Regions from separate parts of the Homo sapiens genome. Here region 2 is linked to region 1. The links are chromatin loops, found by intact Hi-C in ENCODE. Cell type or tissue: mammary epithelial cell. All regions are shown on one strand. Links, peaks and the distances in the headings refer to the core of each region. The heading gives the core; the rest is flanking DNA. Region 1 has its middle 74 kb from the start of LINC02607. Region 2 has its middle 11 kb from the start of LINC02607.

Region 1 (16,269 bases), core at 5,007-13,006:
TGACTTCCTAAAGGTTTGCAGCTTTGGAATTGGGCAGTCTTAAATTTCTGTAAAAGAATATTGTCATCACATGAGTAGTCCAGAACCTCATTTTTCCCCAGATATGCTTTGGGCAAAGATCACCAAATGGGCAAGTTCTTCCCACTCCCTCATGTATCATCCATTCAATCCCACCTGTTTTGCACATCTTGGACAGGTTTTGTTCCCAGTCTAGACTCTTAGAGCCACCACTGGGAACTCCAAGCTGTTCTGAGATTTGGTATCCAGGGAGTGTCTGCAGCCATGTGGATAGAGCAGCTTAACTAGATTCTGCTATGTTAGCTTCTACTCATTCTCTCTTTACTTTCTCACCAGACTTCCATTTAAAGAATGTTTAATGCTAAACAAAAAATTAGTAGATGCAATTGGGAATTTAGTGGGAGACATATTAGCAACTAGCAATTGGGCAGCATTTTTCAATTATCTTCTGATTTATGAGCTTTCATCTGGTCTGCCTTCCTTTTCCTGGCCAAATTGTGAGGAAGGAAGAACTTGTTTTTATCTATGTCTCACTTTACCTTTTAGGGATCTTTCTTCTTCCCTGCCTAGTGGATGCTATTTTGTACCCCACTCTGATAGTGCTTTTGTGATAGGATAACCTGATGAAATTCAAACTTCTCTGAGTATCCATTTCCTTATCTGCTTATTCAATTGACTAGTCACCTCCTCTCTTTGGATATCTAATAGGTACTTAACATTTAAAATGCCCCAAATTGAGCTCCAGATTATCACCATTCCCCTAAATGTACTCTTTCCTCAGTTTTCCCATTTCAGTTGATGAAAGCACCATCCTTCCAGCTGCTCAGGCTAAAAATCCCCCACAGTTATTCTTCTAATTTTTTTTCTTTCTCTTATTTCTCATAATCAAACTGCTAGCAAATCTTATTGGCTCTACTATTAAAATATATCCAGAATCTGCCCACATCTCATCAGCTCTTATGACTAGTTCTCTAGTCCAAACCACTGTCACCTCTCACCTTGATTTATGCAATAACCTCCTGCTGTTTTATCTGCTCCTATCCTCCCCAACTTCAGTCTATTCTCAACATAGAAGCAGAGTGATCTTTTAAGAATGTAAGCAGAGCATGTCACTCTTCTGCTTAAAGCCTTCCAATTTCTTCCCATCTCACTCATGGTAAGCACCTGTCTTTATGTGGCTACAAGGGCTCTGTGATGATCTGGTCCCTCACTTGTCCTTTGAAAATCTTATCTCCTATTCTCTTCCCTTTTCCCCATTCTATACTTAACTCACTGTACTCTTTTTTTTTTTTTTTTTTTTTTTACAAATCAGACAAATTCTTGATCACTGTACTTACTTTTCTCTCTGCTTAGGATATCCCTTTTGCTCAGATATTTGCACAGTTTGCTTCTTCCCCTCCTAGTCTTCTCTCAAATATCACTTTCTCAATGAGGACCTCCTTGATCACTGTTATTAAAACTGTAACCATTTCAACTTCCTTCCTAGCAAGTCTTATCCCTCTTCCCTATTACATTTTTATTCATAGCACTAATCAGCATTTGGCAAACCCAAGCAATCAGGTAAAAAACACATTTTACTTATGTATTGTTGGTTGCATGTCTCCCTCCATTACCATGTAAGCTACATGAAGGGTTGGATTTTCATCTGTTTAGTTTATTCCTGTACCCCAAGTTCCTAAAGGAGTGTTTGGTGCATAATAGGTCTTCAGTAAATATTGGTTGAATGAATGAATATATAAATATATGCATGAAAAAATGAAGCTCATAAATGTAATGTAGGAGTTGAACTAGATGATCTATAAAGCTCTTTCAGTTCTAAATCTATGAAGGTGAGGCTCAAGGTGGGGTTCCTTCTGGGCTGTGGTAATAGGCTATATATTTAACATCTGGTAATAAACTAGAACTGAATAATCAAAACCAATGCCAGCTATAAAAAACAACCCTGGCCTTACTGATCATGTATATAAGCAAGATACCAACCCTGCTTCTACCTAGGAGTATTTGCATTTTAAAAGGATTCTCTTAAAAATTGAGAAGCCAAAGGTTATCATTTTTGAATAGAAATTTCGGCATTCTAGCATGCCAGTAGTAGGAAATATTTGACAATTCATCTCACCTGCAGAAAGTAGTTCTGTTCTGCACTCTCATAAGGTGAACCCTGATTTTATGTAAATCTCAGAGATCTAAACATACTAAAAATAGATTTTGTGTGATGTTTCTTCCCTGGGTTAGTAGAATTTTCTCTGCCTTAGTTTAGTTGTTGTTCAGCAGTTGAGTAAAAAAAAAAAAAAGAAAAAAGCAGTTTTTAGTTTTAAGTCCTTAGGAATATATTTTAGAAGGTTGACACTAAGAAGGAAGCCCCCAAGGAGCTCTCAATAGTGAAACAATTAGCCAGCAAGGCCATCTCTTATCTGTGTCAGCATTTGATAGTGGTATAATACATACTGACTTAGCCTGCTGTGGGCATTGTTATATTAGAGAAAAAATATATAAAGAAGGATTGCATTGAGAATAGTGACCAAATCTTCAGTTCACTGGCAAAGAATAAAATGACTCATCTATTTATTCATTTAACAAATATCTATTGAGTACTTACCATATGCCAGACAATAATCTAGGCGTTTGTGATACGTGAAACTCCTTTTCCTGGAATAGGTTGTGTAATTCATTCAGTCAACGTTGATTAAGCACCAGATGTGTGCCAGATACTGTGCTAGGTTCTGGATATGTGAAATACAGTGATATGGTCTTTGTCATTAAGGAACTTTCTCTCCAGGAGGAGGAAAACAGGTTTTAGATATCTGGACAAAGTGCAGGAAGAGAACACAAAGGATGTTCAGTTTTGTCTCTGGAGTCTGATAAAATAAAGAATTCCTAGGGAAAGGGGTGTCTGGAATGAGTGTTGGTAAATGAGTGGGTATTTGTTAGGATAGGAGGTTGGGGATAGGAGGTCGGCTTTTCAGACAAAGGGATCCACTAAGAGAAAAGCCAGGAAGTTATGAAACCACACAGGAGAGTCAGAGAGTTGTAAAAATTTTGAGGTCAAGACAACTGCTAGGCTAGATAATTTAGGGTCTTCTATGTCATTTTAAGAATTTTACTCTTTTCTCTATGAACTGTGAAAAACCTTTGAAGGATTTTAAGAAGGAAGGTTACATGATCTCTCTTGGATTTTAAAGATCACTGTCACTTTGGTAGCATTTGGAAAATGACTTAGAGGAAGTGAGATGAGAGCTCAAGAGACAGTTGGGTGACTATTTCCAAGTTTAGATAAAAGGTGAATGCAGGCTGAACTCTGGTGATAAAAGGAGGAAGGAGAGGAGGATGTAGGTATAAGAAATGATAACGATATAAAATTGAAAAGGCTTAGTTAATGGGTCTGGGAGACAGAGGAAGGTAAGATAAAGGGAGGATTAAAGAATAGCTTTTTGCTTTCTGACTTTAGTAAAGGAGTAGGTGATGGTGTCTTCAACAGAGAGAAGGAAAGATAGGAGGAGAGCAGATCTGACATTTCGGAAATGAGTTTGGCTTTGGAGTTGACTGTGTGGTCTGGTTAGAGCTCCATAGGTAGTTCACCCACATAAGTGGTCAGTAGTTAACCTCATAGGCATTGGTAAGCTCAGGTGGAAGGTGTTTATAAATCAGAAGAGTTTGGAGATCACTGACATATGAGTGAGATGATGAGAAGTCTGCTCAGATACCTTCCCTGAAGGACTTTCCAAACCTTTACACCAGAAATTGGTTCATCATCTGAAGTGAATCTTTTTTTCAGTTGGTGTGGTTGAATCAAGGTCCAAAAAATGTAGCCAAAGAAAGGGGAGTGGTGTAAAATGATGTAAGGTGCTTCCAACCAGTCAAGTCCATGGTTAAAAGTCAGGGGAGTCTGCCTTAGCTGAAGTGATCATCTCCATATGACTTGAAGGCACGGGACAAGAGCCGACTAGGACTTGGTAGTCCTCATTCACTTCCCTTCTTTTCTGGTTGAGACTTAAAATTCAAGCCTAAGAATTTATTCCTTAAGCTTCAGACTTTGACTACAGTTAATATCTATATTCCCTTACTAAGTGATAGGGCTTAATATTTTGTCAATTATATATATTTTTAATAATAACCCAGTTTCCATGATTTGCCTCCAAAATAATTACTTCCATATCTGTGGCCCCATAACACTTGATTAATACCTCTGTTATGGTTCTAATCTAATGCTATTCATATTATTCTTTCCATGACATTCTCTATCAGATTATGTCTGTGAGGTCAGAGACCTCATCTTATTCATCACTGTATCAACATCAAAAATAGTAGATGTTCAATTAAATTTTTGAGTGAATTAATAATCATTATGAAAGTAGTACCTGATTGACCCTTTAAGTTTCAAAATACTTTATCTATTTTGTAACAGTAACATGTGCATCCTCCTTAGGAAGTAAATCTCTTTATTATCCCTATTTAACACATGAGGAATATGAGCTGAGAAGATTTCATGGCTCGAACAAGGTTACACAGCCAGTAAGGGATGGAACCTGTGTTTTTTCATACCAATTCCTTCCCTTTTCACTCTGTATTGGTGAGCCTCCCCTTCGCCCACCCCATAAAAAAGGCTCTAAAAGGGGAGAAGACTAAGAGCACTGGGCCCTTCTGAGAAGCATGGAGTAAATGAGGTTTTGTCTCAGAACATGGAAGCTGGGAATAGAAGTGAAAAACTACATCCACTGCCAATTTTGTCTAGAGTAGCATTGAAAGCTAACATCTTATAGAGACACTACTGAGCTCAGATTTCCACGGAGGACAGGTCAGCAGTAATCCTGGCATTATGTGCTCTCAGGCCTGTGACCACGACATAAATGCCAGTGAAAGAAATCTTACAGTCAGTTTGTGAACTCCATTTGAAAATGCAGGTGTGGTTGTAAAGAGCCAGGAATACAGGGAGTTTGAGTTACAAGGGCAGATGTTAAATATGCATCTTAAGAAAGGATCATTGGGGTTTATAATAGTATTGACCGCACTCCAGTTTTATTTTCTCATTTCAAAAAAAGGCTTCTGTTGCCATAAACTCCAAGTGTACATTTAAAAAAATTCAATGTTAAAGGGAAATAAATGTTATTCATAGTGGCAGAATTCAGTAGGCTTTAATAATGGGCCAGGTAAAGTGAATTCTTGGAAAATAAGTGCTCTGAGGGTTACATGAGTCTAATTGAGGGTGGGTGCTCTACCATTTTGGGGGCAAGAGCTCTTTCACTTAGGCTCTGTGGGGTAGGGTATAAGATGGGGTTGAACAAAAAGAAGGAAGAAGAAAGAATATAGTAAGGACAAGATTTCTGATTTCTAATATATTTATAAATTTAGCTCTCCCTCTCCCAACCATGTAATGCCATGTCAGTTGGCTGATCCCTTTGGATTAGTCTTTCTGGCGCTCTGATATGCTGGTGTATGTTGTATACCATAGCCAAGATTGTAAGCTGCCTGTGAGTAAATGTTAATGCCTTCTTCTCTTACAAAATTCAAATAATTGGAATTTGCCACTGTGCTTCCTGGTGTTTACGTGTGCATGAGGGTCTCTGACAGGGTCTCTGAGACATCTCTATTTGCATGTGTAATAACTTGTTGTAAAATCTTTGCATTCAGTTGTTCAGCTGAATCTCCCAGGACTTTCAAAGATCTTTGGGAAAGGGAATGCCATTATGTGCAGTCATTAGCCCCATAAAAGAAGTCACCAAACAGTGTCACCTCATTTCTTCTTCCCACCACCCTTGCTTCACCTCCCTGACAATGGTTTCTAGGCACACACCTCCATTCTGTTCTTGCTTCTATTGGTTTCTCCTTCATCACTCGTCAATAAGAAACAACAACAAAACCCAGGCATTTGGCCAAATGACCTTTCCACCTGTCTTATCTTTCTGTCTGATTTCATTCTATGATGACAGAATGGAAAATCCTTGAAGGCAGGTGCTATACTTATTCATAATTTATATTCAAGACCAGGCATCTTTTAGATGTTTATTAAATTTTATATAAAAGCATTAAAAAACTTTGATGGAATGACCCTGGAAATACTTTATCTTCTCTTTTTATTTTCTTCTTCTCTTTTAGTGGCTGGTAGAAAAAGGAAAAGGTTGGGGGGTAAGTCATTTAGATGGGGAAAGACATTTCTCTAAATGTCAATACTTATGAAACACCATTTTAAACCTTTATAAATGATTATCTTCCTCAGTACTGATGAGGCAGTTTCACATTGCTGCTCAATTTATTTACTCAGGAGACCAATTTATTTCACTACCTCTGTACTAACTGTTTGCATTGACATCTAGGTCTGCTTTGAGCAAGCAACTGTGACAAGTTGTTTATTGAACTGTAAACAGGTATTGTCTGAAGCTAAACAATGGCTTTATCTAATTAGGAGACCCTGGGCATCATCTTAGCCCCATGCGGCTATCCTAACCCAGCCTAGCATCTCCTGCAGACTTCCCATGCCTTTTAAAATCTTGCTCACAGTAAAACCCTTCATCACAAAATGAAGAATAATCCTTATTTTGTCCTGTAACTGTACATACTGGTGTTTTGTGCAAAAAAAGGACTGACTGCAATAAACTGTGTTAAGTGCGGCCCAATTTAGAATGGTTGAATAAGAAAAGGAAAACATGAATGAGATATAAAAAGAAAAAGATGAATAAAGATGAACTGGGTCTGTTGCCTAGGCTGTATAAAGGCCTTGTATAAATTAGAAAACATTTTCCTACCAAAAGGGAACCTAGTGAAATGATGGCGATATGAGTTTTCAAAACAAAAATACAGGTATGATTATGGAAAGCATAATAGCAGAGCTGAGGGAGGAACAGTTAAGTTTCTGGACTCAGATTGAAATGGAGCAGGTACAAAAGCACTTGGGAGGCCTCATCTTAGCCACCATCGCTTTGTGTCTGAAGATGCTAATTGAGCACAGCAATCAATGTCTTTTGTTTTTAGCTGTCAGCACTTTCCTGAAGGGCTTTGCCCAATACTAGAGGGAGAAACTCTTAACGAAGCTTCACTTTTCAGTAGCTATTATTATTACAGTTTCCTCTTGGAAGGAAAGAATTAATTGCTGTTTTGAAAAAAAAGTCACTGCAGTGAAGTTTTCAAATGTGAGGCCAAACGTAGATCACTTTCTTAAAAAAGGAAAAAAAAATTGGCCAAGGGCTACCCCACTGCTATACATTACAAAGAAAAAGCCTACATAAAAGTGAGCAGTGCGATGAGGTATTTCTTTCAGTTGCATATAGACATTATGTTTATTTTATCATAAAGCCAGATTTTCACATTCCTTTTGTCTCTCCCCAGGCATTGAGAGTTGCTTTCTTGGTTGCTTCCTTAACAATTTGTGTAATTGGTTTCACTCACTGAGGCCCAATTGGTGGGTTCATTGTGAGTGTCTCATGAAATATGAATCTATTTAAAAATTAATAGTAAATCAATATTAATTCAATAAAATATTTTAATCTGAGGTATAAATATTTTATACCTTCACACAGACATGCAGATTTCAAAAGCCGTTTTCATGTTTCTGACAGGCTGTCCAGTTTTGCCACGACGACATTGAAATTATTCCTCCTCACACCGTGTGCCAGCTCTGGGGTCTCTCAGGAAGAGCTGCCCAGGTCAATGGTTATGTTTATTCAAACTGCTGAAGGAATGCAAATGAGATGCTTGCTGCAGAAGAACACAGGAAAGTTTACCTTGTTTAATCGAGTTTATAGTTTCTCGTGTCCCTGCCTGGAATAGACTGAAAGGGAGTCTCATGCAATCTTAGAGGTTAATCCTTGTTCACACCAGGTTTGACTTATATCAACCCTGGCATGCTGTGGCACCTGAAGGCTTCCCTGACAAGGGGCTTGAAAGAGATGGACTGCCACCGATCTAGTGGAAATGAGCCAGTTGCACCTAGCTGATAAAACCAGAGATTTACTGGAGCAGACAGGCCAGAGCTTAAACAGGCTTCTTTCTCTATTGAAACCCCTTCTGTCACTTGAATCAGTCATCTTCCCTGTCAGGCAGCATCAGCTAAAACAATAGAGTGGCGTCTGAGTTTAGCTGAAAAAAAGGAGATGTCAGATAAAAGATAGGAGTGTGTTATTCTGATCTGTGTGGTTTGGTCCACTTGATGTTCTCTGCTTGAATTCTGAGAGGGTGGTTCCTACTCCAGGTGCAGAATAAAGCCATAAAGACTTTAGAGCTAAGGTAATGATAATGAATTAGGAGGGGAAAAATGGTTTCAGTACTGATTCAATACAAGAAGTGCTAGGTAATGGCTAAAACAATAATTTTCCTCCTGTTGGGGTTTCTACCTTCATTTGTCTTTAATATATCTGTGCTACCTGATGCCTAAGCTATATTGGTAGACAGAAATAAGCTCCCAAAGAAGAAAATGTAAGCTGAACGCATTAAAAATTCATTGGCTATGGTTTCTTCCTCAGGGAGTGATGGCAAATGAGGCAATTGAATTACTCAATGTTTCCTGTGCATGGCCCAAGCCCTGGAGAACAAGTCTACACAGGTTAGAATAGCCACAAACTGGGAAGCGAATGTTATGAACATAGTGGAGGATTTAAATAAGATACCTAACAGACAAGACTTGAGTCCTTCACATCTCTGCGGGTCTGCAGAGCCGTGCATAGAGTCTTGCATGTAGTAGGCCCTCAACATACATTTTGCTGAAGGGATAAATATTTATATATTCATCTTTGACAGTTAATTTAATTTGCCTTTGCAGTGTTCTCTGGACACAAAGTAGGTGTATTCCAAAATTGTGCCCTAGAATGATATATATGCTTAACTTTTCAGAAATTTATTGTTGTATTTTTATTTTAGAAGAGAAGGTTGCAACTTTATAGAAACATATTGCTGCTGCTTATTGAAGCTAAGGGAATGTCGCTGCATCAATCAGGCCTCATGGCAGGGCTCTCTTTTCTGTGTGTGGGAGGGCACCAGGAACAAATGTTTCTTTTGAGGTGTCCCCTGGCACTGATAGCACTCTCCTCTTCCATTTTCCCTTATCTGGTAAGCTGCTTTATTTCTGAATGTATCTGAGTGAGTTCTCTGGTCTTCTTTCTTAAACCTATTGAGTGGGAGGTGTGGATCAGTATATGTGGAAAGGGCTTGAGTCTGTTGCTAAATCAAGAGGGGGTCTTGATAGGTTGACCAACTGTTCTGTTTTGCCCAGGGACTGTACTAATTTTTGTGCTGAAATTTCCACATCCTTGGAAATCCCTGAGTTCTAAGCAGAGATAGTTGGCACTTGATATTTCAGGTCTTGGACTTTTATGTTGTTCTGGGTTTCAAGTAAATGCTGAACTCCTAGAAGTTACATGGGTTTGAAGATTGAGAAGAACTGATATGTTTCTGATTTTTCTAATAATAATGTGTAAAATGACAGTTGTATAGTTTAGAGATCACCCACCTGGTGGTCTTTGCAAGCTCCATTCAGACTCACAAACCACATTTAGAATCCGTTTACAAGAAGGATCTAGCTTAGGAACTACAGCTTGACTGGCAGAGTGGGGTCGGCAGTTCTCTTCTGTCAGAGGACAGGACAGCTTAGTGGTAGAGCCAGGTTTCAAACCCAATGTCCTTGCCTTGCTTCTAACCACTCTGCTAAGGGGCACTCTGCAGTTAACAATGATGGAGGTGGTTAAAGTGTGCTCACTTTTATTGGAGTTGTTGATTCGTGTTTTCCCAGTCAATCATGACTCCTTTAGAGGCAAGAATCTGGCCTCATTCCACCTTGCATTCTCCCTGGGACCTAGTGGCTTTTGTGGTGTAGGGCAGTCTTTTGGCTTCTTGGGGGGTTGCCTAGCATCCTGGCAGTGGGTGTTGGTATATAAGAACCTCAAAGTTGCAATGCCTTCCTCCTCACTTCCCCCTCCTCTCCATCTTCATTTTCCTACCACCGCCATTGGAGTTCACCCTGTCTGTCTCCCATGGAAAGTGGGTGGAGGAAACTTTATTATTTACATGGGGATAAAAAAATCAGGTCTTCCTAATTCTTGCTGTGTGGGTGTCTAGGTGTGTGCACACTTTTGTACATAGAAAAGACGAGGGAGATATAAAGCCTTATTCAGATTTATGTATCCTTTTATGTAGACAGATTTTAATACTCAGGAACTTGTCTATTTCTTCCAAACCACCCATATTTACTGAGAGGACAAAAAATTTATTGCCCTGTTGCCTAAAAGCAGCTGTTCCAGATGTGTGAAGAGAGGCCATATGCAAACATCCCAAAGGTATGACACTTCAAAGGATGACACTTTATTTAATTGTAAATGTTTAGATTTCTGAGAATTTAATTTCTTTCAAAGTAGAAAGCAGTATGGCATATTAGGAAAAACCAGAATGGTGTAAATGCTAGTATTCTGTGATCTTAGCCAGAAAAATTAAGCTTCCTGAGCTTTATTTTCTTCAGCTAGGAAGTGGCATAATGTCTACCTTGTAGGATTTTTGTGAGGTTTAGGTAGAAGTATTGTTTCAAGTAACAGTTTCTGGCACATCATGATGACTCTAGAAATGGTTGCTATTAAAAGTAAGACAGAATTTAGTTTAGTTTAAGAAAGTGCTTTCAAGTATTAGCACTGCCTAACAATGAAATGGGCTCCACATCATTGAAGGCGTTGAAAACAAGGCCAAATCATTATCTCTCTGGGAAGCAGTAGAGGGAAATTCTATGCAATGTAGAGATTTCCATTATTTAATAGATCATATAAAGAGTTGAGAAATTCTCACCTAAACTTCTCAATAAAAATACTGAAATTAAACAAACACTTTTTGATAGTTTTTATGGTAGATATATGAAATTGATGGGACTCAGAGAAGAATCTCGTTCTCAGAGTGGGGAGACTAGCTGTGATGCTCCTTTTAGAATGATACTTAGTATTCGACCTGTCCAGGCATTGTTGCAAGGAATTGGTGAGGAGAAGAATAAGGAACCTGGGTGTCTTTCTTCAACTTTGTCATGGCCCCCTGACTTCTTCAGTTCTAGCCTTAGGATTCCTTCTGCTGTCAGAGGAACAGGGAAGGACTTTCACAGTGCATGGTCATTTAGCTAACATCCCAGGAAGCACTTTTTGAAGGGAGTGGTTGTTCGGGGAAGGCTGGGAGAGTGGGTAAAAATTGTCTTCAATGCAATTTGTGTGTTTGTTGCCTTAGCTTTGTTATGACGGTATTTGATAGGACTTCCAACAGTTTTCCCCTTACACAGGGTTCAAGATAAATCCACCTTTGATGACTTTTGGGTGTTTGTATATGATAAGTAAACAAGTGGCCCCTTCATTAAAGTTAGTTTAAGGAACACAGTTTACCTAATTTTAGTACTCTACATTCCCTTGACCAAGCTTGTTAATCCATGGCCCACGGGCTTCATGTGGCCCAGGAAGCCTTTGAATGCAGCTCAATGTAAATCTGTAAACTTTCTTAAAACATTATGAGATTTTTTTGCAATTTGTTTTCAGCTTATCAGCTATCATTAGTGTTAGTGTATTTTATTTATGGCCCAAGACAATTCTTCTTCCAGTGTGGCTCAGGGAAGCCAGAAGATGGGACACCCCTGCCCTGGACTATAAGCTATAGGGCTGTTGGCTTACTGCTAGCAGCATTTTTTCCTTGTGGTTTTAATACTAGAAAATGTAACTTCCTTTTAAAAGATGATGCTTTAAAGATCATCAATGAAGTTAAGACCTCAAGTTATCTACAGAAAAGCTTATTATTATTATTATTTTTGCTGCAAACTGCAGAAAGCCTTTATTCATAAGGTAGAAGTACCTCAAAAGCTGTCTGATAAAAACACATTTCTACTGATGTTGTTTGATATGGTTTCTATTCACACAGAATGGAGCTCACAATCAACACAATTAACATGATTAATTATGTCCATCTCAATAGCAATTAAAAATTTTTTAAAAAATTACAAATTAACATTTCTTATAAAAATATACACAATAATTCTCAACAAAGTATAGGCATATAAAATACAGCAATATAGAAAAAGAATAATACATTTTTGGTTGAACATTAAAGTCAAACAATGTGATTTACATATTAATTTAAGGAGAAAAATTGTATGACAGTTCAACAGGTGCAGAAAAAGCGTTGATCAAAATTCAACGTCAATTCATGATATGAATTCTGCAAAATAAAAAGAAGGAAAAATTCTCAGTCTAACGAAAGGCAATTTACAAAAATTCTAGAGCTTATATTATTATTAATGATGAAATGCCAAATGTACTTCCTCAAAGAGAACAGGCATGGTTGTCCAGTTTTTATTTTATTTATTTATTTTTAAATTTCTTCAATGTTTATTTAAATATTAATCTATATGGAATGTAATATCTTTTTGTGTGTGTGTGAAAATGGCCATACTGCCCAAAGTAATTTATAGATTAAATGCGATTCCTATCAAGCTACCATTGATTTTCTTCACAGAATTAGAAAAAACTACTTTAAACTGCATAAGGAACCAAAAAAGAGCCCATATAGCCAAGACAATTCTAAGCAAAAAGAGCAAAGCTGGAGGCATCATGCTACCTGACTTCAAACTATACTACAAGGCTATAGTAACCAAAGCAGTATGGTGCTGGTACCAAAACAGATATATAGACCAATGGAACAAAACAAAGGCCTCAGAAATAATACCACACATCTACAATCATCTGATCTTTGACAAACCTGACAAAAATAAGAAATGGGGAAAGGATTTGCTATTTAATAAATAGTGCTGAGAAAACTAGCTAGCCATATGCAGAAAACAGAAACTGGACACCTTCCGTACACCTTATACAAAAACTAACTCAAGATGGATTAAAGACTTAAATCTAAAGCCTAAAACCATAAAAACCCTAAAAGAAAACCTAGGCAATACTATTCAGGACATAAGCATGGGCAAAGACTTCATGACTAAAACACCAAAAGCAATGGCAACTAAAGCCAAAATTGACAAATGGGATCTCATTAAACTAAAGAGCTTCTGTACAGTAAAAGAAACTATCATCAGAGTGAACAGGCAACCTACAGAATTGGAGAAAATTTTTGCAATCTGTCCATCTGACAAAGGTCTACTATCCAGAATCTACAAGGAACTTAAACAAATTTACAAGAAAAAGACAAACAACCCCATCGAAAAGTGAGCAAAGGATATGAACAGACACTTCTCAAAAGAAGATGTTTATGTGGGCCACAAACATATGAAAAAAAGCTCATCATCACCTGTTATTAGAGAAATGCAAATCAAAACCACAGTGAGATACCATCTCATGCCAGTTAGAATGGTGATCATTAAAAAGTCAGGAAACAACAGACGCTGGAAAGGATGTGGAGAAATAGGAACGCTTTTACACTGTTGGTGGGAGTGTAAATTAGTTCAACCGTTGTGGAAGACAGTGTGGCGATTCCTCAAGGATCTAGAACCAGAGATATCATTTGACCCAGCGATCCCATTACTGGGTATATACCCAAAGGAATATAAATCATTCTACTATAAAGACACATGCACACATATGTTTATTGTAGCACTATTTACAACAGCAAAGACTTGGAACCAACCCAAATGCCCATCAATGACAGACTGGATAAAAGAATGTGGCACATATACACCATGGAATATTATGCAGCCATAAAAAATGAGTTCACGTCCTTTGCAAGGACATGAATGAAGCTGGAAACCATCATTCTCAGCAAACTAACACAGGAACAGAAAACCAAACACCACATGTTCTCACTTATAAATGGGAGCTGAACAGTGAGAACACATGGACACATGTAGAGGAACATCACACACTGGGGCCTGTCAGGGATAGGGGGCTAGGGGAGGGATAGCATTAGGAGAAATACCTAATGTAGATGACAGGTTGATGGGTGCAGGAAACTACCATGGCACATGTATACCTATGTAACAAACCCACACGTTCAGCACATGTATCCCAGAACTTAAAGTAAAATAAAAAAATATAAATATAAAGAAATTTGAAGCATAAAAGCATTTTCTTTAAAACATACCTGGATTGTTAAATTTCCCAACATGCTTATTAGGGAAAAAACATTTTTTGCTATTTGACTGAGTCTAAGATATTTGAAAGTTGCTCAGAACCACTTTGTCAAGATCTAATCACTTTCTACTTAAAATAATATCTTAGTTTCTCTCATACAAGTTACAATGGAGTTTTCAGTCTGAGTTTTCCTGTTTATCCTCAAATTCTCCTGATTAATCTGGTGACTTCCATTTTAATGGAATTTCATTGGGATTTTCATTAAAATATAAACTAGAACTACTTTATTTTCATATTTTTAACTAAAAACATGTACAGAGATGGGATTCCAAATGGATACTGGGAGTTAGAAGAGAAAAAGAATTTAATATCAGTGATTTACAGTTCTTTGTATCAAGGATTTTAGATGTTAAAACTATTATATACTGCAGAAGATTTATTGGTTGAATGTTTTTTTTTTTTTTTCTGAGTTTATCACTTAGGGGTCAGTCGGGGGAAAAAAATAGAAACTGCTCTAGGTGTTTCAACAGAAAGAATTTAATTTTGAAAATTGCTTTCACAGATTATAGAAGGGCTCAAACATCACACAAGCGATGGTGTGGCATCCCAAGTAGTAATACGAACAAGGAGCTACTACTGTCTCTAGGCCTGGGACAACAGAAGAAGTTGGTGTTACCAGGATCTAGAAGCTGGGCTATCTAGTGGAAGATGAAACCATAGCAAGGAGGGACTATCTAGTAGAATCTAGCTTCTCCAGAGCCACAGATAAGACTTAGTCCCCGTTAGAGATTCTATCAAAAGGAGTCTTAGAAATGTTGTTTGCTGTGATTTCAAGAAGAGCAGGAAAAAGGTAGTAAATTTGTCAGAGAACATACAGGCAAATGATTGGGACAATGGGAACCAGCACAGATGTTGTTTGATGCATAAAGATATAGGACCTTTTGGTACCAGAGATGAGACAACTTCTTTATTTTCAGTATGCATCTTGGACAACATCTTCAAATGGTAGTTTGCACTGATTTCTCTTTCCTTAGACCTTATTTTATAAAGGTATAATGTAATCCATTTATAATGGGCATGAAATAAAGTTTAATCCCAAGTGTCTGTGGTTATGTTGTGATGCTTAAAAAATGAGAGACACCAAGCATTATGCTTAACTTAGATAATGCTCTCTTTATCCCAGTAATTTGGGAACTTAAGAGTCTACTGACTAGCAAGCGTATTCATTCCTTAAAGACACAGGCCAGATTCACTCAACAGAGAGGTAAGGCACAATGAAAATGCACAAACTATTTGCAGGCAGAAAGGCAGCAGGCATTCTAAAGACAGACAGGAGAAGAAATCTCCTGCTTCAGTACTTTTGCAGGTCTGAACAATAGCTGGTAGGAAGAGGATGAGCTGGAGCTACGGAGATATAGTTATTGAAGACTTGAAACTTACAGTGTAAACATTCAACAATTGCTGACAGAAGAAAAAGAGGACCCAGACAGAATCAGGACATGAATATTTTTCTTAAAGATTCATTGGTTCCCTAGTGGGAAAAGAGAGAAAGGCAGTGCCTGAACGATGCTTCCCATTTTATCGTTTCTATTTTTAAAGATAGTTTATTTAGTTCATTCATGCATTCAACAAATATTTATTACAGTTTTGCTCTGTGCCAGGATAAAATGATAAACTGGATATCAATGGCCCTTGCCCTCTGAGAGCTTATAGTCTAGAGGAAGATGCTGACTAATGACCAGAAACTCCAGAAAAATCTAACAGTTGTTAGCATGGATGAAGTGAGGACTTCTAGGGTCTTATCTTGAAGGAATACCTAATCCAGGTGGAGTGAGAAAAAGGAGGTGAAAGATTAGTGAAAACAAAGCCCACAATATTAAGCCTTGCAGGATGAGTAGGAATTGTTCAGGAAAAGGGTAATCAGGAAGAATAATCCAGGCAAAATAATAGCATACCATATACAAACTCTTGCCAGGAAGGAGGCCATGGTGTTTTTGAGGATATGAAATAAATTCAAAATGGATGGTAGATAGAGTGCTATGTACTAAATAGCAAGATAAGAAACCAGTGAGGTAAGCAGGCTTCAGGTCTTCATAAACTATATTGAGGAATTTAGATTTAACCCATTCATTCATTTACCCATTCCCCTCTCCATTCAACAAATAGTTTTCAGGTCTATATGCTAGGTGCTGGGCATAAAATGGTGAATGAGAAAGACAGAACCTCTTATCTCACAGAACCCAAT
Region 2 (16,269 bases), core at 5,380-13,379, 85 kb before region 1:
CATTCTCTGGAGTTAGAGTTGATGGACCTCATAATTTGTTATAGGGGATTATCAGAGAAAGAGGTGAAGAATGACTTTTAGGTTTTGGTTTAGAAACTTGGTACACAATAATGCCATTGCTGAAATGGGGATGACTGGAAGAGGAGCAGAATAGGAGGTAGAAAATTAAGCACTCTATTTGGACACATTGTATTTGAGATTTTGATTAGAGCTTCATGTAGAAATGCCAACTAGGCAGTTGGACAGCCAACTAAGGTTTAAGGGTGAAATTTGTACTGGAGGTCTCCCTTGGAAGTCATCAGTCTATAGATGGCGTTGAAGCCATGAAACTGGATGAGATCCCAAGCGAGTGAGGAAAGATAGAAAGGAGGGGTCTTTAGACCCAGTGTGGGACATACCAGGGTTTAGAGGGGAAGCTGAGGATGATGAGCTGGCAAAAGAGATCAAAAAGGAGACATCTGTGGTTTGTAGGAAAACCAGGATATTGTGGTGTATTAGTCTGTTCTCACACTACTATGAAGAACTGCCCGGGAATGGGTAACTTATAAAGGAAATAGGCTTAATTGACTCACAGTTCTGAATTGTTGGAGAGGCCTCAGGAAACTTATAATCATGGTGGAAGGGGAAGCAGGCACATCTTACATGGCAGCAGAAGGGAGAGAGAGTGAAAGGGGAAGAGACCCTTATAAAATCATCAGATATCATGATAACTGACTCATTATCATGAGAATAGCATGGGGGAAACTGCCCCCATGATCCAATCACCTCTCACCAAGTTCCTCCCTTGACACGTGGGGATTACAATTCGAGATGAGATTTGGGTAGGGACACAGAGCCAAATCATATCATGTGGTGTCATAAATGACAAAAGAAGAGCTTATTTTAGTGAGGTGGTGGTTGAGAAGTTGAGTTGGATGAGGTCAGAAAAATGATCACCGTGTTTGGCAATGTGGAGTTTACTGGTGACCTTGAAAAGAGCAGTCACTGTGCAATGGTGGGAACAGAAATCTGATTAAGGTAGGAAGAAGAGAGATTGGGAAGTGAGGAAATGGATATGATGACCATTGATAGCTTTCCAGACGTTTTGCTGTGAAATGAGAGCAATAGCTGGACAGAAACGGAATCGAGAGGAGATTGTTGTTTATGTTATTCGTTATGGAGAATTTTCACGCTTCCTGGGGATATTTATCTATTTCTTAGAGCAAGGGAAAAATTGGTGTTAGGAGGAAAGTTCCTGAGATGGCACCTGATCCGTTTATTTTTTTTTTTCTTTTCCAGACATTTTTTCCTTGTATAAGTAAATGGTTACCTAGTTTTGCAAAGATAACTATGACATAAACCTCTTCTTGTTGTTGTGGAAGTGTTTGAGACTTTTTCTACCTTCCATAACAAACTACAAGACTTTTCAAGGAAATATTTTCCTGCATTGTTGTAGTATCTCTTCATAGCCAAATCTAGGGCTGTAAAGCTTTGGGCAGAAAGTGATTGTTCCATGTCTTTCTGGGACTAAGCTAAATTTTGAATTTGGAAGCATATTTTAATAGTTGAATGTGCTGGTTTCTGTCTATACGACTCTGGTGGGCTAGTAGTTACTGTGCCTAGTGACTCTGGATTCAAAACAGAGACTTGTATGATTTAAAGGAATGTAAAGATGTACAAAGAATGGAATGGGGTACTGTGGTTTTCATAGCATCCATGGCTTGAATAATAGACGTGTCTTAAAAGTTTATTTTAGAAGTAGAATTAGAGTTTATGAGTTTTTTTTAAATATATATATTTGGAATAAAAGAAATGTACTCATGAGCTAGGGAGTAGTATCATGGGCTTATCCTGAACAAGCCAAGGTGAACAGGTACCAATCTATTCTTTGCAGAGCTGGGTTTTGTGCAGCAAATTGGAATTACTCAAGTTCCTCAATACAGTCTGTGCAACATGAAAAGTCAGTATAGAAAATCCTTATTGACTTGGTGATATGGCTGTGTGATGAAAGCAGTAATCATGTTTAGACCAGCTATGAAACAAAATGCAATCCTCACACTCGCTCACTGCCCATGATAGGATTATATTCTGATTGACTGAAAATGTGGTCAGCAGGAGGATCATTTGGCGGCAGAAGAGGCCGATTTTTCTGATGATCTAGAAATCAGATTTTGATTCTGATGATTAGATATTTGGCTTATAGTCTTCTCACTCCTAAAAAATGCTGCCAAGGTCAGTCTGTCTTATATACTTTGGAGAATGAATGAATAATGGTTTATTATAACAACAAATAAGTCAACTAAAGCCTCACGACTCAATGCTGTTATCCTTCACCAGGCAAATTCAGCCCTCCTGTCTAGATGGGTAGTGTGAGATTTAAGGATGCTGGAGAGCTGCCATTTAGCTATTTAGCTTTATTCTTTGAGGAAAGACTATAGACATTTATTTTGAGGGGAATTTAACTTTAAGAATATGTCAAATATTGAAATGCTCATGGAATAGTCTTTTAAAATAAGTTTCTGATAGGATTCTTTAAGTTTAAACTGAGAATTTTTTATTATAAAAGTAGTAATATATTTAAGTTGAAAACCAAACAGTGTAGAAAAGTATGAAATAAAAGTCCTATGCAAGCTCCAAACTCATCTCCACTTCCCAAAGAGAAGCACTGTGATAATCTCTGTGTGTAGTGCCTATTATGAGTCGGGCACTGTGCTAAATTCTTTATAAGACCACTTTCTTTAGCCCTCACAACAACCCTATGAAGTACATACTGTTACTATTCCCATTTTAAATATGGGGAAACTGAAACTGAGGCACAGAGAAGGTAAGGATCTAAGTTCATGTAGTTTATTAGTTGAGGAGCTGTTTGTAAACTGGGGATGTCCATTTCCAGATGTCATGCTCGTAATCCCTGCCCATTTATGTTTCTTAGTCATTTTCCATAGAAGTACATGTAGATCCATGCGTTCTCATTGTTCAGCTCCCAGTTATGAGTGAGAACATGGGGCCTATCGGAGGGTGGGAGGCTAAGGGAGGGATAGCATTAGGAGAAATACCTAATGTAGATGACGGGTTGATGGGTGCAGCAAACCACCATGGCACGTGTATACCTATGTAACAAAACTGAATGTTCTGCAATGTACCCCAGAACTTAAAGTATAATAATAATAATAATAAAAGTACATGTAGATCCACCTTGTTCTTCCTCGTGGCTGGCATAATAGTTTATGGTATGGATGTGCCATAAGCATTTACCTAACTCCTGCTGAAGGTTGTCTTCAGATTTTTACCATTACAAAATATCCTTCTACAGATACCTTTACACCCATAATCAAATATTTTTGTTGGGATAAATCCATATACATTGACTCCATTAATCAAAGGCCATAGCATTTCTCACTTGAGTTAATATTGTCAAAGTTGCCCCAGAGTTTTTAAAATTTGTAGTCTCACTGACAATGCATAAGATTCAAGATTAGGTACTGTATTATGAAATTATTCAAGTCATTGCTAATCTGTAAACAATGGTATACTTTTTTGTTTTAATTTGCATTTATTATGAGTGATATTGACTATCTTTTCACATATTTACAGGCTATTTATATTTGTTTTAATATAAATTGCTGGCTTATGTTCTTTCCCCATTTTTCTGTTGAGTTATTCTCTTTTTCATATTGATATTCCTCTGTTTCATGTGTTGCAATTTTTTTCCAATTTAAAAATTTCTACTTTGACTTGTTAAAAAGAATGTTTTGATTTTAAGTATTCAAATTTAGCAACCTCTTTCTTTATGGCTAATATTTTGTTTTTCATGTTTAGGAAGGCTTTTCCCATTCTTGGCTAATAATGAAAACGTATTCACCTATCTATTATTTTAGTATTTTGGTGCTTTCTTTGAATTTTTGTTCCATCTGCAATGAATTGCTGTATTAGCAGCAACTTATTTTTGCTAATGATTATTTAATTGGTCCAACACTATAAAATACTTCCTCAATATTTATTTATTTATTTTTTCAAAAATATACTTATTTAATACATTATTTATGATTTTCCTTATAATATACCAGATATCTATATTTATAGGATCTGATTATACTTGCATCAGTAGCAAACTTTTTAATTACAATAGCTTTATATTATGCTTTCGTATCTAGTACAGTTATAATCCCTTAGTTCTCCTCTGACTATTCTCACGTATTTATTTTTCCAGATGAACTTAAGTACCATTTTGCCAACTTGAAGCAATATATTTATTTCCAGGATAACTTAGGAGAAACTGATATCTTTATAATGCTGCCTTCCTATCCAAGAATAATATGTGCTTTCTGCTTATTCAAATCTTCTTCTAAGTCTTTCAGGAGAGTTTTAAGGTTCTTTTAGATAAGTCCTTCTTATATTGCTTGAATTAGAATTCTCAGCAACAAACATAAAGAGACGCTGTGGCAATGCTCTGATTTGTTTTACTTCTGCCTCCCCCTGTTTGCTCCACATGTTTGCCCCACTTTGTACCATTTTCCTCCACTTCTGGCTCCCTGTTTCTTGGTCATTCCATCTGCTCATTTCGACGTTGGCTCTAGTGCAGAAGGAGAACATATCCAATGGTGGAAATGCAGAATTAGAAGTTGATGATTGTTTTGCTTTGACCATTAGCTTCCTATGAAATAATGGAACTATGCCTGTGTTTCTTTCCCTTACTCCCTCAAAGACTCTAGAAAAATAAGAAATTGCTTTAATTAAGGGAGGGAGGGGAGCATGGGTTGAAAACTACCTATTGGGTACTGTGTTCACTATTTGGGTGATAGTTTCACTAGAAGCTCAAACCCCAGAATTATGTAATATACTCATGTAACAAACCTGCACATGTACCCCCGAATCTATAATTTAAAAAAGAAATTGTTTTAACAAGTATTGAGGGGAATTTTGGTTTTGGAATAAAATAAACCAGTAGTTTGCAAAGTATGGTCCAGGAGCCTCCTGGTTAAAAATTGCCAAATGTGCTTGGTGAAAGTGTAGATTCCTGAGCCCATCCTTAGATATGAAAAATCAGAATCTTTAGAGGCAATGCCTGGGATTTTATATTTTCGGTAAATATGCCAAGTCAGTGCTTCTTCAACTGTAATCTCTATGTGCATCACGTGGGCATCTTTTAACAATGCAGGTGCTGATTCAGTAGGTTTGGGTGAAGCAAGATTCTATATTTCTAACTAGTTCTCAAGTGCAATGATGCAACTGGTCAGTGGCCACACTTTGAATACAAGGCTTTAGAGATTTTTTTTCTCCCTGAATGTGAGAACCACTGAATTGAGCTAGAATGGGGCATTAAGGATAGAAAGAAGACTTTGCTTGAGAGGAGTCCTGTAGAAAGAGAATGTGTGCTTCCCTGCGTGGGGTATCCCCATATAAAACCCTGATCCCTACCCCTCTTTCTATCACTTCCACATGATGGTTCAGTTTACCCTAATTCCTGAGCACGCTCTGTTTGATACAGGCAAGGGCTATAGCAACAGCTCTTCCAAGCCCTTCCTGGGAAGGTCCTGGCATGAGTCCTGGTGTGATAGACTTCAACAATGACCTTTTACTGAGGTGTGATCTGAGACTTGGTAGTGGGTATTCTGGGCCCACGTTACCCTTCCACTTGGACAGACTGCAGTAACGCGGTGTGGGCGGAGGGCTCCGGCACTGGGATATGTCTGGAATGTTGTATAGACTACTGCTAATGAGCAGAATCAGAGGATAAAGACAAAGACTCCCTTCCATTAGTATTATTGACCAGGGGATGAGGGCCTGAATGACCCATTGAACTTTGCTTTGGCTTTTTCCAGCCTTCAGTGCACTTAATTCTCCCACAGGCCTTGCCAGCACTTTTTTGCTGATAATACTTGATGTTTGAGGTGGCTGGCCCTTGCTACAGAATCAGTGAGTCATGGAACATAACTTTCCTTTCTTATATATCACGCTGTTTCATTTGGGGACCACATCTACCGTTTTTCTCTCCATAAACTATAAGCTAACGTTGCTAAGTGAACAAGCCAGTCCAGCTCTCCTCAGCATAAAACAATCCTGAATAATTATCAACAGGGCTGCTGAATATGACTACATGTTGTGCAACAGCAGGGGATGGGATTCACGTATGTAAATGGCATTCCTAAGGTTCTACAGTGTAGTGGCTCTGATTCCAAGGTACTTGCAAAAATGGAGCTGGGAGGCTAATCTGGGTAGTAGGAAAATGTTGGTCAGACGAAAGACAATAGGAAGAGAAGAAATATATTTTGACTACCCAAGTTTTCTGTGCAAAACTGAAAGTGTGCCTCTCTTACAAACGGCCCAAAAAATTGAGAATAAATGATAAGATTGTATAGGACTTTTAGATGAAAATGACAGAAACCGAAATCAAAACAATTTAGACAAAAGGGTTTTATTGGCCTAGATAATCCAGGAAAGGACTGAGCAATCAAATACAGGGAGGACAGTGATACAGTTGAGCCCAGACACAACTGCAATCAGGGATTCAAATGCTTTCATTTCTCTGTATTGGCTTCATTCTCTTTGAAGGCTGCTTTCTTCTGTGCGGCAGAGAACATGGCCTACTGATAGCTCCCAAGTTGTACATTTTAAATCTTTTGTTTCTAGACACTGATTCTCTTTCTTTGTTCCAGTGGGCAACACCTTGAGAAAAGACTCTGGTTGGCCTGGCTTGGACCAATTGGCTGTGGTCAGCATGGCAGCATTGTATAGAAAAATGGCAATTCCTCCACAGGAATCACATAGCCAGAGTGGAGTTAGGTTTGGAAAAATTCCCAGAAGAAGGAAAGCCTTCTGGGTAGGCTAAATAGCAGACGTCCACTCTGAAGCACATTTGCCCTTCTACACGTACTATAGTCTAAGGGGGATTTCTGTAGACTGCATGAAATCCTATCCGTATTCAGCAAGAATGCAGCTCTCTTCCGGCCTGTGGTTCCACTAAAGGCTTTCCCCTAATGCTGTTACAAGGGGCAGCTGTATGACAGCAATAGTTGCTTATTTATTCACTGTAGTGACAGTTACATTTCATGGAGCAGCTGCTGAAGCCAAAAATGTTCAGCAAGGGCAAAATGTGATAAAAGCTCAATGCAATTTGGTTGCACATTATTAAGTTTTAATTTTTGGTTCAGGAATAAATTTTGTTTTCTGAAGCTATTTTTAACTCGTTTCTACAGTTGAAAAAGAGATGAATTACTCTCATCCCATCAATTAAATTGGTTAGAAAACCCTCTTGGATTTAAGACCTGAGTTTACTCTAGCTGAAACACAGGCAAAGTAGAGTTTATTTGGGGGTGGAAGTAGAAGTAGGATTCTAGGGAATGAATTTGTAGTGGCGTTTTGAAGACATTTAAATTTTAACTTTTTACACCACATTTCTTTACCTGTAAAACGAGAATAATATTAACACTGTTGTTTGGATCAAATGAATTAATGAGTGCACAACAGTTAAAATGTAAAGCACTAGATGTTAGTTAGTGTTAGTGTATTATTACTACATTGATTTGTGCTCAATGAATGATTAGTCAACAAGTTTGATTGCAAGTAGTAGACACTCTCTCAAAAATATGGTTTGTTACAAGGCTGTATTAGACAATACCTCATGCAAAGAGGGTCCAATATTAAGTACAGGTGGGCCCCAAAGGGACAGGAGTCAGGAATGGAGATGTTCTCTCTTTCCCCAGGGCCATGTGGTTTCTTACCTCTGATTTTCCGTGTTTCTGTTCCATGCTCCTCTTTGCAGTTCAGCTTCTTCTCTCTATTCTTTCTTTCTTCTCTCAGGGCCCACATTAGAGCTTTTGCATAGCTTTGGTTTGGTATTAGCTCCAACTCCAAACCTGCCTGGGTTTTAGTTCTAGAGCCCATCGCAAAGTGGTGCATTCTATGTGTCTTAGTTGGCTTCTTATTAGAGAATGGTTGGCTGGCACTTGGCCTTGGGTCAGTTTTTCACCCTGGGACATCCACTGAGATGTGACAGGGCAGAGGGGTCCCATCAAACCACTTGGACCTGCCTCTTCAGCAGGGACTAAGGGCTGGGGAGCTGCTAGAAAGATGGTGGGCGAGAAAGCATCTGAGATCCTATCTGCTGCAAATGGCTGTGAACGAAATGATGAAATGCCAAGGTCCTCTGACAATAAATCTGGGGGATAGGATCGTTAGTGCCCAGGGCTTCCATGGTGGCAGGGGTGCCAAACCCAGGGCTCTAGAGTTTGGTGCCAAGCCAGCATCTAGACATGAACATTCTAGGTAGTTGTATGAAAGGAAGAACATTCAGAAGAAGGGCTCTTTAACATATTTGAGCCCCAGTTCCATCTATAAAAAGGTGATAATGTCTACTTTATCAGGTATTAGAATTAAGTGAGAAAAGGTATCTTACAGCTAGTCCGAGATACTTGGAACATAGTATGTGTGCAATAAATGTAATTGCCTTTTGCTTTTCTTTCCCTCCTGCTTATGCACTATTTACTATAGAAGCATATCCATTTAAAAGAAGCAATTAAAATGATTTTCCTATTTTGTTGTACTTGAAAATAAATTCAATTATTTGTAGGTAATTGATTTAAGTGATGTCTATCCAAACGGCTTACTAGATTTTTCCTGTTTCTGATAGTAAAAGGAAAATCAGAGCCACTTAATACTTTTTATTGATTTCTTGAGATAAATGCTGGTGTGACTTTGCAAATACTGTCTGTGTACTGAATTCGTAATAACAGACTATTTCAGGATCCTCTCCTAGTATGCAGGTCTCTCTTTGTAAACAGTGGTGGTGCCTCTCAGATGCAGCCTCACACTTGGAGGTGAAAATATTTCCTGAGCAGCTTCCTGAACTTATTCAATATTTAGAAAAGGGCACCTCATTATTTTCCCTTTCTTGCCCCAAGTGATACATGCTCTCTTCTGGATGAAGCCTTCTTATTTCTGTCTTCCATAGCTCACTCATACATCTCTGCTGTTAAAACTCTTTTCTCTTTCTTTTGTGCTTTCTCTTTCAGCTGTGTATTTTCTCTCCTGAATCTTCAGCTTCTGCCTACAAGAACTTCTCCCCCTTAGTCCACAAAGAAGTTAACTTTGCCTTATCTTTAGAAAAGCCCTCTTAAACCTGCTTCCCTTTCAAGCTAACCTCCTATTTCTTTCCTTCTCTTTGCCAACATAAAAAATAGATAGAGACGAATCTCCAAATGAAAAGGTTTTATTTAAGAATAATATGCGAGAAGTAGGATTATAATCTGGGACATACGTACGGAACAGGGTGGCCTCTAGTATGTCTGGAAGAACAAAGGAAAATGGTTAGAGTTTTTAGGGGGAAAGAAGAGGTTATACAAGTTGATTTGAAGGAAAGTCCATTGGTGCTGGCAGTATCTTCTAAGGGCTGGTGAGTTTTGATCAGCGAGGGTTGGTGTTTGCTAGGTAGGACTTAGAATATTGGACTTCTAGTCAGGCCCTTGTGGTTTTGGATTAGGCCTGTGAGACAGTGTGTCAGGCAATTGTTCTTGTATCAGCCACTAGCTGTCCTTGTACTGCTAGCTGTCCTTGGGTGACTCATGTAGTAAGTTGCAGTATTGCCTGATAATAGTTCCTGTTATCAGGCAAATCATGTGTGAGAGCTCCCTCTTCATTTTGCCAGGGTTTGACACAAGTGACTCCATTTTGAATCTGACAACTTTCTTACCTTCCAAACTTTCAAAAGGGTTAGTATGGGTTGATTTTCACAGCTTCCTTGTGCCTCACTTCCTTTTCAACCAGTGGCCCACAATTTCTACCTCAACTGCTTTACAGATTCTGCTTTCCCGAGCCATTAATAGCCGTCTCATGCTAACTCACATGACCTCCTAATGTTTGATCTTGAACATCCCTTTCTCGTTGAAATTCACTGCTTTCTTGACTCCTGTGACAAAATACTCTACTGCTTATTTTCCTACCTCCAAGGAGACATGCTTTCTTCTTCTCCCCTTCATACTCTATGTCTGGGTTTCTTTTGTAGAACTTGACAGATATTATTAGCTTTGCTTTTTTATTATGTGTCTCCACCAGACTATAAGCTTCAGGAAGGCAAGGCCTATTTCTGTCTTGTTTACCACTATAACCGGTGCACATTTATAACTATAAATGTTACCATTCTCCCTGTATCTCTGTCCACATGCTCTGAGGGTGCTTTTGTCTCCTTTCTCCTTTACCCTCTCCATCTAATCAGGCACGGAGGCCAATTTTACCTCCAAAGTATCTCTGGACTCCGTCTCAACATCCCTGTCCCCGCTGCTCAGCGTGAGGCCCTCCTGATGTCTAGGCAGCACTTAGGGGCAGAGTTGACAAGGTGATATCCCAGTCCATCCCCATGCCAGTCTGTCCCATGCAGTGTTGACAAATTTTCCTTCCTAAAACACAGCATGGATCACCTAACACCCTGCTTACAGACTTCTGAATCTTCACAGTGGTTATTCAATCAACTCTATGTTGCCCTCAATTTACCCTTCAATTATTCCCTCCTGTTGCTTCCCATCTTATTGACTTGTGTGCAGGCAGGGAATGGGGGTGCCCTTAGTCAACTAGAGAGGAATGAAAGAGTTGCTTTATACTACTTTGGAGTGTTGTCCTGGTCACTCTAGAGCTCCAAGACACACTGTTAAATTGGGAAGGTAAGACAAATTTAAAAAGAACAATAATATCTATAGGACAAAGAAAGGAAAATAATTGCTGAGCACAAGCGATATATTGCCTATTTTATTTAGCTTGGAATAAATATACCTTACTCTGATGGTAAGATTAAACCTAAATGTCCCAAGATAGAAACAGACAGTAAAGAATAGTGATTGAGTGCACGGACTCTGAAACCAAACTGCCTGGTTTTAAAAAGCATTTTTACTAGCCATGTGACTCTGAGCAAGTCACTTAATCTCTTATGCCTCAGTTTCCTAATCTGTTAAATGGGAATGATGAAGTTGTCAGTATTACATGAGTGAATACATATGAAATGTTTAGAAGAGTGCCTGGCACATATAGTACTATACAATTGTAGGAGGCTGTTCCTGGTGTTGATTCAACAAATATCCATCAAGTGCATATAATTGGGCAAAGCACTGCACAACTATTGGGTAAAGTATGAGGGAAGGAAGAAGGAAGGAGAAAGAAAAAGTTAGAAAATGGAAGTCTGGGATAACTCACTTTTCTGACTTGGACACACCATGAAATGAGTGCCATTCACTAAAGGAAATACAGTAAGAAAAGCAGGGAATAGGAACTTACATGTTCAAGTTTTATGTTATAATTTCTATTGGTTTCTTTTTAGACCTTTTCAAGTAGCTATTATCTCTCAAAATGTGAAATCCACAAATGCGTATTACTTTTAAATAACTTTAAGGGCCGAGAACAGCAGATAAGTAGGTAGATTAGAAAAATACTTCAGGAGTGGGAAAAAGGTAACATTTATGGGTCCATATTCCTATTCCAAACAATGCCTAGGAGAAACTGTTGGTGAAATCAGGAAATGCTGCCAGAAGAGCTGGTAATCGGTCACGTAGCCTGCTTCCTAGCAGCATGGGACGGATGTGAGCACTTGCTTTTCCCTGTTCCTCTGTGGATCAAACCTGGGTCAAGTTCTAGGTGGGAGCTGTTCAGTGTTGCTTTTCTCTCTACATTAAAATAGTCAGTGTTCAAGAATAATTGCTAGAACAATAGTGCCAGGTATCAGAAGTTTATATTATTATTAATAAACTACTTATTCACCACTTATGTGTAAGACATTGCATTATATATTTTACATGAATTACTTAATTAGGTGGGATTTCATCTATCTGTAGAATATTAGAGCAAGAAAGGGCCTCAGAGCTAATATGGTCCAACCTTCTCATTTTGCAAGTGAGCAAACTGGAGCCATGGAAAAGATTAAATAGCTTGCCGAAGATCTCATCTTGAGTTATTGTTACTAACAAGCTGGCAACGCAATACGGCTGACAAATATGCAACTGGACACTATGAAATCACTCGGGCTCCTCAATCTTTTTAAGTTATTGATACAAACAAGTAATTGTGTCTTTGCCTCACAATTTAACTAATTCCGTACCTGACAATCTTTAAACAAGACAAAGTCTAATTTTCAGAAACATGTCCTTTTGTGTTTTGTGAATGCAACCCACTCAGGTTTTGGAAACACATGGATACTACATTGAGCTGAATTACTCGTTTTTCTATTTTTATCCTCATTTATAATCTCTTTTCAACACCTGATTTAAAAAAAAATTGGAGAGAAAAATTGTGATAGCATTTTGTCTGTGTCTTTAAGAATTTACCTAAAATGTCTAGCTCCTGAAATAAGCTAGTAAATAGATTTACTTTGCTCTGTGAGCCTGTACCTTTCTTTAAAGAAAGAATAATTACACAACTTGGGGGTTATTTTCCCTCTGGCTAAAAATGGCCTGGTAAGTACCCTGAACAATCTCTCCCCTCTGTTCCCTCCTAGCTTTCTCACATGCTCTGCATGCTGTTTCTTGAAAATCCAGATGCTCTGGGCTCCAGCTTGGTCTCTCTGCCTAACATCTGATTTGAAACACTGCGCTAAAACCATCTGCTGTATTTGGGGAATAAAGGGTGGAGTGAGTAATGCTTTTTACAAATGTGTCCAAATAGGGCAATCAAGAGAAGGATAATATTAATAAGACGTGAAGGCCTGTTTGGTGCCGAGCCCTCTGGTTGGCCACTCAGTGGCTTTTGGGGTATTTGTGTTCTCTGCCTCACACCAAGCTTGTCTCAGCTTGTGCATCTTACCGTTTCTTGGCAGCAAGATATCTGTTATACGCTCTGACTAAACTGAACACTTTTAATGGTGAAGTGAGAATTCTGAAGTTCAAAAAAGCCTGAGATGGATTGTAAAGTTGCTATTCTTGAAAGATGCGCTTGAGCTCCTCAGCATCCTTTGTAACTAACATGCATCTGGAGCAGCTATGATTCTTGTTTCTTTCCCTCACTATGGACCCATTTCCAACTGAGCTGGATGTGTGCCCTCGCAGCTCTGTGCAGGGATTTCGGTGGGCTGTCTGCAGGTTTTATTGAACATCTGTAAATCCTCGGCTTGGGTATGCTTCCAGCTACCACTTTAATCTGTTCCTGGTATACAGTGCTCTAGGTTTTTAGCACTGGGGGCTGGGGAGGCATCTGTTTTGCTGCTGCAAGCAGAGGATGGAATAGTAACCTTGGTTTCCCATGCGCTGTGGAACATGATGAGGAGTTCTTAGGAGACCACGGTTACCGTCTTTAGCACAATCTGCTCTCTTTTCCCAGAGAAGTACCATCTCTGAGAAGCATATTTTTCAACTTATTGTAAATGAAGCCTATAGGGCTGCATGGGGCAGGGAAATTATACATAATTTATCCAAATATTTGTTCTTTCTGAGAGAGGAGTATGAGAGTAGGGATGCAGCTGTGGGGCTCATAGAGACACTTAATGGAGACACGTCGAACAAGTGAATCGTGAGAGGGTAGAAAGGCAGGGGCTGTGGGTCTGGGCAGAGGGTGTGGGAAGTTGGGATGGGTGGACACAATAGGAAACCGAGACTGAAAACATCTGTGCTGCTGTCTCTGTGAATCCTTGGTGCTTAACTCTTCACAGAAGCTGGATCTGTGTGTGGCCAAGACCTGTTGAATTGCTCGCCTGATGTAAATTTCCCAAGACTTTGGCTCATACGTACTTTAGCCTCCTGGTTACAGCCAAGAGGAAAGTGACTCAAAACCTGCTCTCCTAAGGTTCTCTGGGAAGCCTGCTATGTGTCTGGACTGCATGGGGTCTCTTGACTTCAACCAGACTTTTCAGCATGTTTCAGTCAGTCTCTAAGGAATGAATCTTTGCTGAGATTTTTTTTTCTCCTCATACTACAGAAATTCTCAGAATTGTTCACACAATCTGGGAAGTTCAAATATTTTTCCCTAATCTTTGAAGACATTGATGTGCAATGCAGAACTTTAAGATCCAAAAATCTTAATTCAACAGAAAAGTCTTGTTGTACTGAGAAAAACAAAACAAAAACAATTCCTTAAATTATCTGAACATTTTAGTCTTTTCCCTCCCTTTTTCTCACTTCTTTTCCCCTCTAAGGACACAGCAAGAGTAAGCGGAAGCTATTAGGTTGGTGCAAAAGTAATTGAGGTTTCGGCCATTACTTTCAATGGCAAAAACCACAATTACTTTTTCACCAACCTAATACTTCATGGTGGTGACCCTGGAGTTTTCTTGCTATCATCCAAACACTTTTAAAATACCTTTATTTTGGATTGTTTTAAATCCATTGTTTTACAAACAGTGAATTTAAATTGAGGACCTCCTCCTCTGGCTGGAGTGCCCTGAAGAATTGTCCTTTATGCTAAGGAAAGGTAATTCTTAGGAGGGAGTCTCCTTTAAAGAGCCCCAAGCTAACGGCTCAATAATAATAATAATAATAACAATAAAAAATGCCATTCATCGGCTATCTACTATGGACCTGGCCCTTTATGAATGCTCTATTCAACCTCACAACATCCTTTCAAACTACTATTATTTATCCCCACTTTAAAGCATAGAAAATTGAGTCTCAGAGTTAAGTGAATTGATTAACTTTACAAAGCTTAATACATGATGAGGCTGGGATTTTTTTTAAATTAACTTTTATTTTAGGTTTGGGGGTACATGTGAAGGTGAGTTACCTAGGTAAAGATGTGTCATGGGGATTTGTATATATTATTTCATCACCCAGGTATTAAGCCCAGTACCCAATAGTTATCTTTTTTTCTCTCCTCCCTCCTCTTACCCTCCCTCCTCAAGTAAACCCCCATGCCTGTTGTTGTCTTCTTTGTGTTTATAAGTTCTTATCATTTAGCTCCTACTTATAAGTAAGAATGTGCTGTATTTTGTTTTCTGTTCCTGCATGAGTTTGCTAAGGATAATAGTTTTCCAGCTCCACCCATGTTCCTGCAAAAGACGTGATCTCTTTTTTTATGGCTACATAGTGTTCCATGGTGTATATATGCCACATTTTCTTTTTCCAGTCTGTCACTGATGGGCATTTGGATTGATTCCATGTCTTTGCTATTCTGAACAGTGCTGCAATGAACATTTGCATCATGTGTCTTTATGGTAGAATGATTTGTATTCCTCTGGGTATATACTCAGTAATGAGATTGCTGGGTCTAATGGTAATTCTGCTTTTAGCTCTTTGAGGAATCGCCATACTGCTTTCCACAATGGTTGAACTAATTTACTCTCCCAACAATAGTGTATAAGGGTTCTCTTTTCTCTGCAACCTCGCCAGCATCTATTTTTTTACTTTTTAATAATAGCCATTCTGACTGGTATGAGATTGTACCTTATTATGGTTTGGATGTGCATTTCTCTAATAATCAGTGATATTAAGCTTTTTTTCATGTATTTATTGGCAGCATGTATGTCTTCTTTTGAGATGTATCTGTTCATGTCCTTTGCCCACCTTTTAATGGTCTTATTTGTTTTTCCCTTGTGAATTTGTTTGAGTTTCTTATAGATGGTGAATGTTAGACCTTTGTTGGATGCATAGTTTGCAAAAATTTTCTCCCATTCTCTAGGTTGTCTGTTTACTCTGTTGATAGTTTCTTTTGCTATGCAAAAGATCCTATCTTGTCCATTTTTGCTTTTGTTGCGATTGCTTTTGGCCTTTGTCATGAAATCTGTGTTTGTTCCTATGTCCAGGATGGTATTGCCTCGGTTGTCTTCCACGGTTTTCATAGTTTTGGATTTTGAGGATGGGATTGGAATCCAGCTCTGTCTGAATCCCAATCCCGTGATGCTTGTTCATCTCTCTCTCTCTCTCTCTCTCTCTCTCTCTCTCTCGTTAATTGTATTCTGTAAGAGGACCAAGTGTTGAGCAAATTGGAGTTGAGAGACATCGGTAATTAGGACAGTTGAGGTAGTAATCATAGCATTTGCTCAGTGGTGTAGGCATTACAAGAGCCTTTCTTTGCTTGCTTTCTTTCTATCTTACTTAGTTCCCACAACACCCCTGGAACATGTCTTCTTCAACCTTTAAGTCAACCTAATGAAATGATTCACCTTGGAGTCACTAGTAAGTTCAGACAAGCCCAGGACACTGCTGAACCATCGATCGCAATTGCCCAAAACCCAGGTATGGTGACACACATCTTTATTTCCTGACCTGCTTCTGCTTGATTATAGTCCCTCAGTCCCAGCATCAAAGACTATTGTCTTTCACTTTCAACTCTACTTTTGTCTTTTCAATTTGTTAATTGCTATTGTTCATCCCAGCTGGACCCACAATG

Evidence for each region. Hi-C counts contacts between places; a loop is a spot of excess contacts. Peaks named below come from ENCODE experiments on the same cell type or tissue, not always from the same donor. Only the 100,000 strongest peaks of a DNase experiment are listed, where the experiment ranks them.
Region 2: a loop joins it to region 1, with 1.9 times the contacts of the local background. A loop is called at or near these places in 1 of 110 quality-filtered maps.

What each region holds. Positions count from the first base shown.
Region 1 is chr1:95,575,986-95,592,254 of GRCh38, forward strand. No RefSeq gene overlaps it. Among named protein-coding and RNA genes, the nearest start is that of LINC02607, 74 kb to the left of the region's middle. RefSeq lists an enhancer at 6,665-7,317. In mammary epithelial cell, for the core only: no CTCF peak of the experiment used is centred there; a DNase peak (open chromatin) is centred at 8,526.
Region 2 is chr1:95,490,872-95,507,140 of GRCh38, forward strand. No RefSeq gene overlaps it. Among named protein-coding and RNA genes, the nearest start is that of LINC02607, 11 kb to the right of the region's middle. In mammary epithelial cell, for the core only: a CTCF peak has its summit at 9,498; a DNase peak (open chromatin) is centred at 12,690.